Regions from separate parts of the Homo sapiens genome. Here region 2 is linked to region 1. A link is a contact called in ENCODE Hi-C or POLR2A ChIA-PET data. All regions are on one chromosome and are shown on one strand. Each heading gives the region's core, a stretch centred on a gene start or an enhancer-like site at or near the end of the contact. The rest is flanking DNA. Distances are from core to core; before and after follow the strand shown. Region 1 overlaps LRRFIP2 (LRR binding FLII interacting protein 2). Region 2 overlaps LRRFIP2 (LRR binding FLII interacting protein 2).

The links. Hi-C counts contacts between places; a loop is a spot of excess contacts on that map. ChIA-PET counts read pairs that join two places held with the same protein, here RNA polymerase II (POLR2A). Pooled maps may share reads with other maps.
Region 2: a map of IMR-90 shows a loop between it and region 1 (2.1-fold over the local background). The contact joins two enhancer-like sites. A Hi-C loop is called at or near these places in 4 of 168 maps with a recorded cell type or tissue (IMR-90, aorta, ascending aorta and 1 more) and 2 of 50 pooled maps. POLR2A ChIA-PET finds 5 or more read pairs at or near these places in 9 of 52 experiments (A549, A673, AG04449 and 6 more).

What each region holds. Positions count from the first base shown.
Region 1 is chr3:37,070,825-37,074,784 of GRCh38, forward strand. LRRFIP2 (LRR binding FLII interacting protein 2) reads right to left here. Exons shown (of 28, transcript NM_006309.4): 21 at 1,966-2,058. Among named protein-coding and RNA genes, the nearest start is that of MLH1, 79 kb to the left of the region's middle. Within about 2 kb of position 2,292, at least 2 of the 41 ENCODE cell types and tissues checked have a DNase peak (open chromatin) inside an H3K27ac peak, as active enhancers do.
Region 2 is chr3:37,113,341-37,117,300 of GRCh38, forward strand. It overlaps LRRFIP2 (LRR binding FLII interacting protein 2), which reads right to left. Exons shown (of 28, transcript NM_006309.4): 7 at 1,714-1,755. Among named protein-coding and RNA genes, the nearest start is that of LRRFIP2, 59 kb to the right of the region's middle. Within about 2 kb of position 2,296, at least 3 of the 41 ENCODE cell types and tissues checked have a DNase peak (open chromatin) inside an H3K27ac peak, as active enhancers do.

The DNA.
Region 1 (3,960 bases), core at 1,042-3,541:
AGATTATCAGTTTAAAATATTAAGGCACTCATACAAGCTAGAAATCCTGGGCCTACAGATCTGTGTTAAAGAAAATTATGTGAAGTCCTAAAAGAAGCCCATTCTAGACAGTGACCAGATTTTAACTAAAAATTTTAAATTACCTACTTTGCCCCACGTTTTTTCACCTCTTATATTTCCCAAGCAAAAATTTAAATCAAATCAATGGTTCAACAATCAAATTTCACTTTTCAATTTCAAATTTCAATTTTAAAATCATAGTTTCAAAACACCTAACAGAATTATTGATTTATTCCCCAGAAGGCTTTTCTAGGTTTAGATGGAATTTTTAATACTCAGCAATTTGAAAGTCAGAGAATTATCTATAAAGTAGCTTTTGTTCTTTAAATTTTTGGTCTACAAACTTTTTTAAAGAAAGGGTATCACTCTATTGCTTAGGCTGGAGTGCCATGGCACGATCATAGCTCACTGCAGCCTCCATCGTGTGGGCTCCAGTGATCCTCCCACCTCAGCCTCCTAAGTAGCTGGGGCAGGTGCATGCTCTGCAAATTTTAAAATTCTTTTGCAGAGACAGGGTGGGTCTCACTATGTTGCCCAAGCTGGTCTCAAGCTCCTGACCTCAAGCAATCCTCTGGCCTCAAGCGATCCTCCGTGCTAGGATTCCAGGCATGAGCCTACAAACTCTTAAGAGGTAATGTAATCTTCCCATGTGTATATTAATGAGAGAGGTCCTTGAAGTGATGAAAAAGACTGGATCCTGCTGACTACTGGTTGGGCTTCAGAATGTTCCTAACAACATTCTGAGGGTATAATCCACAGGATTTCATATCCAGGCCTGTCTCTCAAGAGATGTTCTCAGGGATCTTTAACAACTATTCCCTACTCCCCCTAACCTTAAGCAGAACAAGACTTTTCTTACATGTTCTATTTCCTCTGCCCTTCCCTGACAAGGTAAGCCTCTGGCAACTATGGCTAAGTGGTTCCCCTACTGTAGAACAGAGAGCTCAGCCAGGTGATGGGACTGCCAATCAAAGGCCACATGAGATGAACTGGAGGGAATTTTTTCCAGCTTTTGGTGTACATGGAATCTACCTGCAAGGCTTAGCAAAACAGCAATGAAGACATTTCGTTTATCTGGGCCCTTACTTGGGGGAGTTCTGTGGTTATAATTACAGACAGCCACCCTAGAAAGTCTTACATTCCTATCCATTTCTGTAATTGAATTGATTTTAATCTCTTCCTATTTTATACACCAAGGATTTATAGGATGCTAATAACTTTCTCCCCACCACTACCCTCTTCTTATCCAAATTCCTGTAACGTAAGGATATCAAGTTAACCACAGAGTTTGAATTGAATGCCTGTGGCTGTTTCTGGATAAGAATCTGAAGGGAGGCCAGGCATGGTGGCTCACGCCTATAATCCTAGCACTTTGGGAGGCCAAGGTGGGTGGATTACCTGAGGTCAGGAGTTGGAGACCAGCCTGGCTAACATGGTGAAACCCCGTCTCTAATAAAAAGACAAAAAATTAGCTGGGCATGGTTGTGTGTGCCTGTAATCCCAGCTACTCGGGAGGCTGAGGCAGGAGAATCACTTGAACCCAGGAGGCAGAGGTTGTAGTGAGCCGAGATCATGCCACTGCACTCCAGCCTGGGCAACAGAGTGAGACTCCGTCTCAAAAAAAAAAAAAAAAAAAAAAAAAGAATCCTAAGGGAATACAGAGAAACTTCCTTTAAAAGTTCCTACTTATACATTTTACAAGCCTAGTGTTTGCTGAAAAGAAGAGTTCTTCCAGGCACAACGTCAGGTTTTCCTATGGAAGTCTCTGTCTCCTACTGACTCATTTTTCATACTGTGTAAATGCTCAAGAAGAATCAAAAGGACAGGTTTTTTCAATCTCTAGGTTAAATTCTACTGTAGTCCTCATCAATGAGCTTCTAACCAAAGCCCAATTTCATTTCATACCCCAATTTTTTTATCTTTCCAAAGAAGTGTCTCCTGGAGGTCAAACACCTCTTTTGTCATGGTGTCTATTTTCTGCTGCATGCGCTGCTTCTCCTGCAGAGGAAGAGGGGAAGAGAAGTAATAAAAGAGCAGAAAGAAAAGGGAGAGGAGGTTTGAGGGAGGAAACAAAAATAAAGCCGATAAAGAAACTTAACCAAAAGGGAAAGTCTGTGATGAACAGGAAAAGCAAAATTGGTCTGCCAAAAGAAAAGATGACATTCACAGTCTTGGCCACAAGATTCTTATTGGCTTGCCCCTACAAAAGTAAGCAAAGGAACCAGGAATAATTGTTCCAACCACAGCTACGTGGCAGCAAGCCAGCTAGAATTTCTGTGTACATACAGCTCCATATGTATATTCTTTCTTTGATAACTGCCTTTTTACCAAACAAGAACTTACATTCCTAGAGAGGGAAATTTAGGTTTGCTTATGAACAAATGATCTTTCATCTTAGAGAACAAGCAGTTTTGAATTTTATTTTTTAAGCAGAACTGATCATTTTGAATTTCTGTTAGCAAAATCTATGACAGCAAGAACACCATGAATTTTGTATTATTTTAAAATTATATTATTTTGAAACATTTAAATTTAGCATTTAACAATCCTTAAATGACCTTTCTAATTAGGCAATGGTGCTTAACAGGTTTTCTTCTTATGCATTATTGGTAAATTATTATGTCCTCCTTTCCCTACTCATACATTAGGTACTTTACCATGGAATTTTCAATTCCAAAGACCAAAAAACATTATTTGTAATATTTAAAGTTTTTCAGCATAACCATAGATACTAACATCTAAAAGATGTTCATTCTAGATGTAAAAAACATCTAAAACTATAGTTCTCAAAGTTTGTATACCTAGCACCCTAAGCTTTTAAAGAAGCCACAGTGATGAACTATAGAAATCAAGCATTATATTCTTCTTAAATGCAATTACAATTAATTACTAGAACACTTTACCAGTCCTAACTTAAGCTATTGAATTTGAGAAGCAGCCCCCAAAGCAGGTTTATTATTTTATGTGGTTGGCATTTTGGCACAAAAAGATAAAAGAACAAAAAGGGAAAGAATTTCACATTATTTTAAAATACCAGCAGGATACAGATTCTGGAAAATATGCTTCCTACCTTATATGGAGAAAAACCAAGAAAATTAACTTCACATGTAATCTGATAGATCCAAAAGGTTATCTGTATCTGCACTTGAAATCCACAAATTCTGAGTATGTTCAATTATTCTTAATGATGACAAAAATTAACACGTCTTCAAATTTAAAGTCATTTCTTTTTCTCTATTAAATGGTTTTTAAAAATCATTTGTAGAGAGACATATTAAGAGGTAGGTCCGAGGGGAAAGAGAGAAAGAGGGAGAGAAAAAGAAAGGCTAAGGTCTGAGTAGCCAGGAATGTGGACAAGTGTGGTTGTGAGATCTCTCTCCTGGGATCATTAACAATCTATGCTTCCTGACATCTCTGGCGTGTCAACACTAACTTAACATTAGATGCCTTTGATAGCCACACCTAGATAGTGGGCAGGATCCCCCTTCAAACTTATTTCCATATTTATCTAAAAACATCGTCTCAGGAGGGAAAACCACATTTAAAGAAAAAAGATGCATGCAATGTAGCAGGCCTGCAAGGATGACTAATGTTTTCAAAGAGTTCTTGGTAGACTATGCTTCATTCCATTCCTAAGATGTTGCCAGCAATGTGGCAGAGTCCCTTCGCTTGCAGAAACCTGAACCTTCAGACTAACCATTCTTTACCTTTTTGTACAGAACGTATCTTGATGTTTCTTCTTTTTTCATTTAGCCACCTGAGAAATGTATTTACCTGAGTGAAAATCAAACTTATTCCCCAAGAATCATGTCCCAAAAGATGGCATTCACTAATTCCAAAGAATAATGTTATTCTATAATTTTTCCTTTTGCCCATTTCCTAAGATATCTGTAGGAAACA
Region 2 (3,960 bases), core at 1,046-3,545, 43 kb after region 1:
TCTGTCACCCAGACAGGGGTATAGTGGTACAATCATGGCTCACTGCAGCCTAGAACTCCTGGACTCCTGCCACAGTCTCCTGAGTAGGTAGGACCACAGGCATGTACCACTACACCCAGCTAATTTGGGGTTGGGGGAACAGGTAGAGACAATGTCTTGCTATGTTGTCCAGGATGGTCTTGAACTCTTGGCCTCAAGTGATCCTCCTGCCTCAACCTCCTGAAATGCTGGGATTACAGGCATGAGACACCACTCCTGGCTAAGGGTATAGGTAACAAGATAATTCATTTCCTTCTATAGTCTTCCTTACCTAAAGGTCAAAAAGCAATCTTTTGGAACAATTAAAACAGGACTGAGAGAACAAAGAACATGACATTAAACTGTCCCAGACAGTACTCTTAACCCAAATTAGTGAATCCACAGTATGTAATGCTCAGGAGGAAAACAACCAACATGGTATGGATTGCCCAGCATACCATAAATGGTCACCTTATAAAAGGGTCCCTTGAAGACAGGATTGTCTCAATACCTAACTTTTCCTAGGAGTACACAGCCAAGTACATATGGGGAAATTAAGGCTAGCAATACTACTAAATAGGTAAATTGGTAGATAAGAAATCTAATCTAGGTACGTACTACTTGCCTGAAATAAGAGAGTGTGGCTAGAAGTGCCCTACCTATCAAGAGCCAAAGGCAACAGACTGCTCTAGGTAAACCATCTCACATATATATAGCTGTATTCCCAATCAATGATTAAAAACTCATTTTACTTTTTTTTTTTTGAATATGCATCTTTTTATACATTACTCTGAATATTTTAAGAGATGTCTATGTAATTTAGAAACTCAGGCAACCTATTGACAAAATATTAACCCAAGAAAAACAAGCTATAACTTAAATTCCTTGGTTAATGACATACCATAAAAAACTAACCAAATCAAACCAAAATGTTTGGACATAACTGATGTCTTAGGTGTCCTCTAACACTACTGGATGTTTTCTATCTAGCAACTTCACACCTGCCAGCTTTGTGACATATGACATAAAACACAATTTGGGCTTGTGCTCAACATGAAGACAAGTTTCTAACAGTGTTAGAATGACAATGAGTATATGTTAGGTGGGTGGCTCATCATTTTAAGAAAAGATATATTACTACCAGCTGGGCATGATGGCTCACATATGTAATCCCATCACTTTGGGAGGCCAAGGTGGGAGGATCACTTGAGACCAAAAGTTCGAGACCAGCCTGGACAGCATAGCAAAACCCCATCTCTACAAAAAAAATAAAACAATTAGCTGGGCATGGTGGCACATGTTTATAGTACTCGCTACTCAGAAGGCTGAGGTGGGAGGATCCCTTGAATCCAGGAGTTCAAGGTTGCAGTCAGTAAGCTATGATTGCACCACTGCACTCCAGCCTGGTTGACAGAGAGGGACCCCATCTTTAAAATTAAAAAAAAAAAAAAGATATTACTACCAATCCTAGTCCTCAATAGATAAGAATAACTTGTGTCTAATTCTGAAATCCTAAAGAAAAAAATTACTATTCATGCCACAACCACAAAACATTAGCTTTTTGCTTTGTTAGTCACACATTTTCCCCAAAAGTTCATAACAAAGCCATGAAAGTTAGTCATATTCTATAATTAGCATCAACAGATGTTTATAAAGTAAAATTCCACATATAACACAAAGTCATGTGCTACATACTAATGATGAAAGTCTTGATGATCTATCCTTGAACATATCATACTGGGTTTCAGCAAAACATGAAAGTTGGTTTGTTTCCAAATTCAGAAATATAAAGAAGAGAAGAAGTAATATTTGAGGTTATTTTAAAAATCCAGCACTATTTTAAAATAAAAAATTATTAAACATGAAAGCTAATCCAGTTGAATTAAAAAATATTCTTCCTCCTACTTTTTCCTAGTATAAAGTATTGCTAAACTGTATGTATATTCAAAACTGTATGTTTATTTTTCTTTTAAACAACAAAATTCATAATCAGTAATAGTGATATGATTCAATCTCAGTACACTATAGCACAAAACATCCTAAGGGAGCCTTTAAATACAAGAATTAAGCATTCTAAAGTCAAAAATGCTTTTTAAGAAAATTATTATCACTTTTAACATCATTTCCTATTGTTTGAAAAATGGCAAAAGCAAAGGATGAACAGGCAATGAGGCAAGCTGACATAACAAGCATGGTCAAGCTTACAAAAGAACAATTGCAGCACCAAGATGGGGAACATTCCCTTGGATCTGCTTGTGAACAAACACCTAAGAATGTCCTTCCTCAAGAAAATGCCGATTTCTCATTTTGAGAAATCTGGTCAATGTGTGAACTGCACAGTATACATACAGGTGTGACACTGAATATAAATCAAAGAAAAATATACAAAACTCGTAAGACCAGAACACCCACATTTCATGTAGGATCCTTTTTAAAAGTAAGATATGTAATACCACATTTCAAATCCAGGGAAGAAAAACTAAATAGTAACTACATAGATTTATGGTTTTCACACATCGTTTCTTAAGCATTCTAGTTTATATTTTTAAGCTGTCTACCCAGAAAGTCATATACAAAACAAATAAAAGCAATGAACAAGTTCCTCAGGTAGTTTAAATACTAATTGTTTGATAAAAATATCTTTCTTTTCCAACTCTTATATTCATTTAAAATTTTAAGCAATACTATTCAAAAACCCAATCTAAAGTAACGTTTTCATAAGGATAGGTTGCAATTCATCAGTAGTTCATAAAATCAACTTAGTAGGGTCAACCAGCTTTTTTTGAGACAGGGTTTCACTCTTTTGCCCAGGTTGGAGTACAATAGCTTGATCATAGTTCACCGCAACATCGAACTCCTGGGTTCAAGTGATCCTCCCACTTCAGGCTCCCAAGTACCTGGAACTACAGAACTACAGGAACATGCCACCATACTTACCTAATTTTTTTTTTTTTAATTTTAGGAGATGGGGTCTTGCTATGTTGCCCAGGTTGGTCTTGAACTCCTGGGCTCAAGCAATTCTCCTACCTCAGCCTTCCAAAGGGCTGGGATTACAGGCAGAGGCCACCGTACCCTGCCCTCAACCAGCATTTTAAAAACTAAACTAGAAGAGAAAATATTAGAGGGTGTTGTGCAAAGTAAGTGCAAATATTATTTTGTGAAACTTTTGTTTCAATAATGTATTTTCTATACTTTTACATATATACAAATCCACATGCATGAATCTTCATGTGTATACTGACTTATGGTGTAAAATGTATTTCTTGTTGTAGAGATCACAATTTTTAAAAAGCTTAAAATATATTAGAAAATCAAAGTATATAATCTAGTTCTAATAAGACATTAAAATAATAGTTCAGTCAGAATAAAGCCCTTCCATTCATGCCTAATGAAATGGTCATTTACAAAAAACATTGCAGAAACCTCAAAAAATAAATTCCATAAGTATCAGACTAAGTGGTACCATTTTACCACTGGTATAAATTCATTGAAAATGTTATTGTAATAAATACCAATTTTATTGGAGCAAAATATCTGTACCGCATGCTTTTCTTATATTATCCTGAAACTAACAGAAAACACAATAAAAAATATTATTATTGCATGTGTAACAAAATCTTGTTACAAAATTTTCTAAAATGCGTAATAGTATGCATTTAAACTGTGTAGTAGTAAAATGTCACTTACCATGGAGAGACACTTCCCCAAAAATAAAGTTGCTTCTCTATAGAAATTTCTAAATTAAAAAAAATCTAACCCTTTTGTTTAAAAAAAAAAAAAAAACCTCCATGACCAAAACATATTACTCAAGTCACACATTCTAGCAGATAAGCTATTCCATCCTCCAAATAAGGTAAGTTCATGGAAAAGAGTAGCTGTCTTTCCTCTTATCATCCTCTCTATAGCACCAGTGGCATTTTACACAGGCATAGGATTTAACAA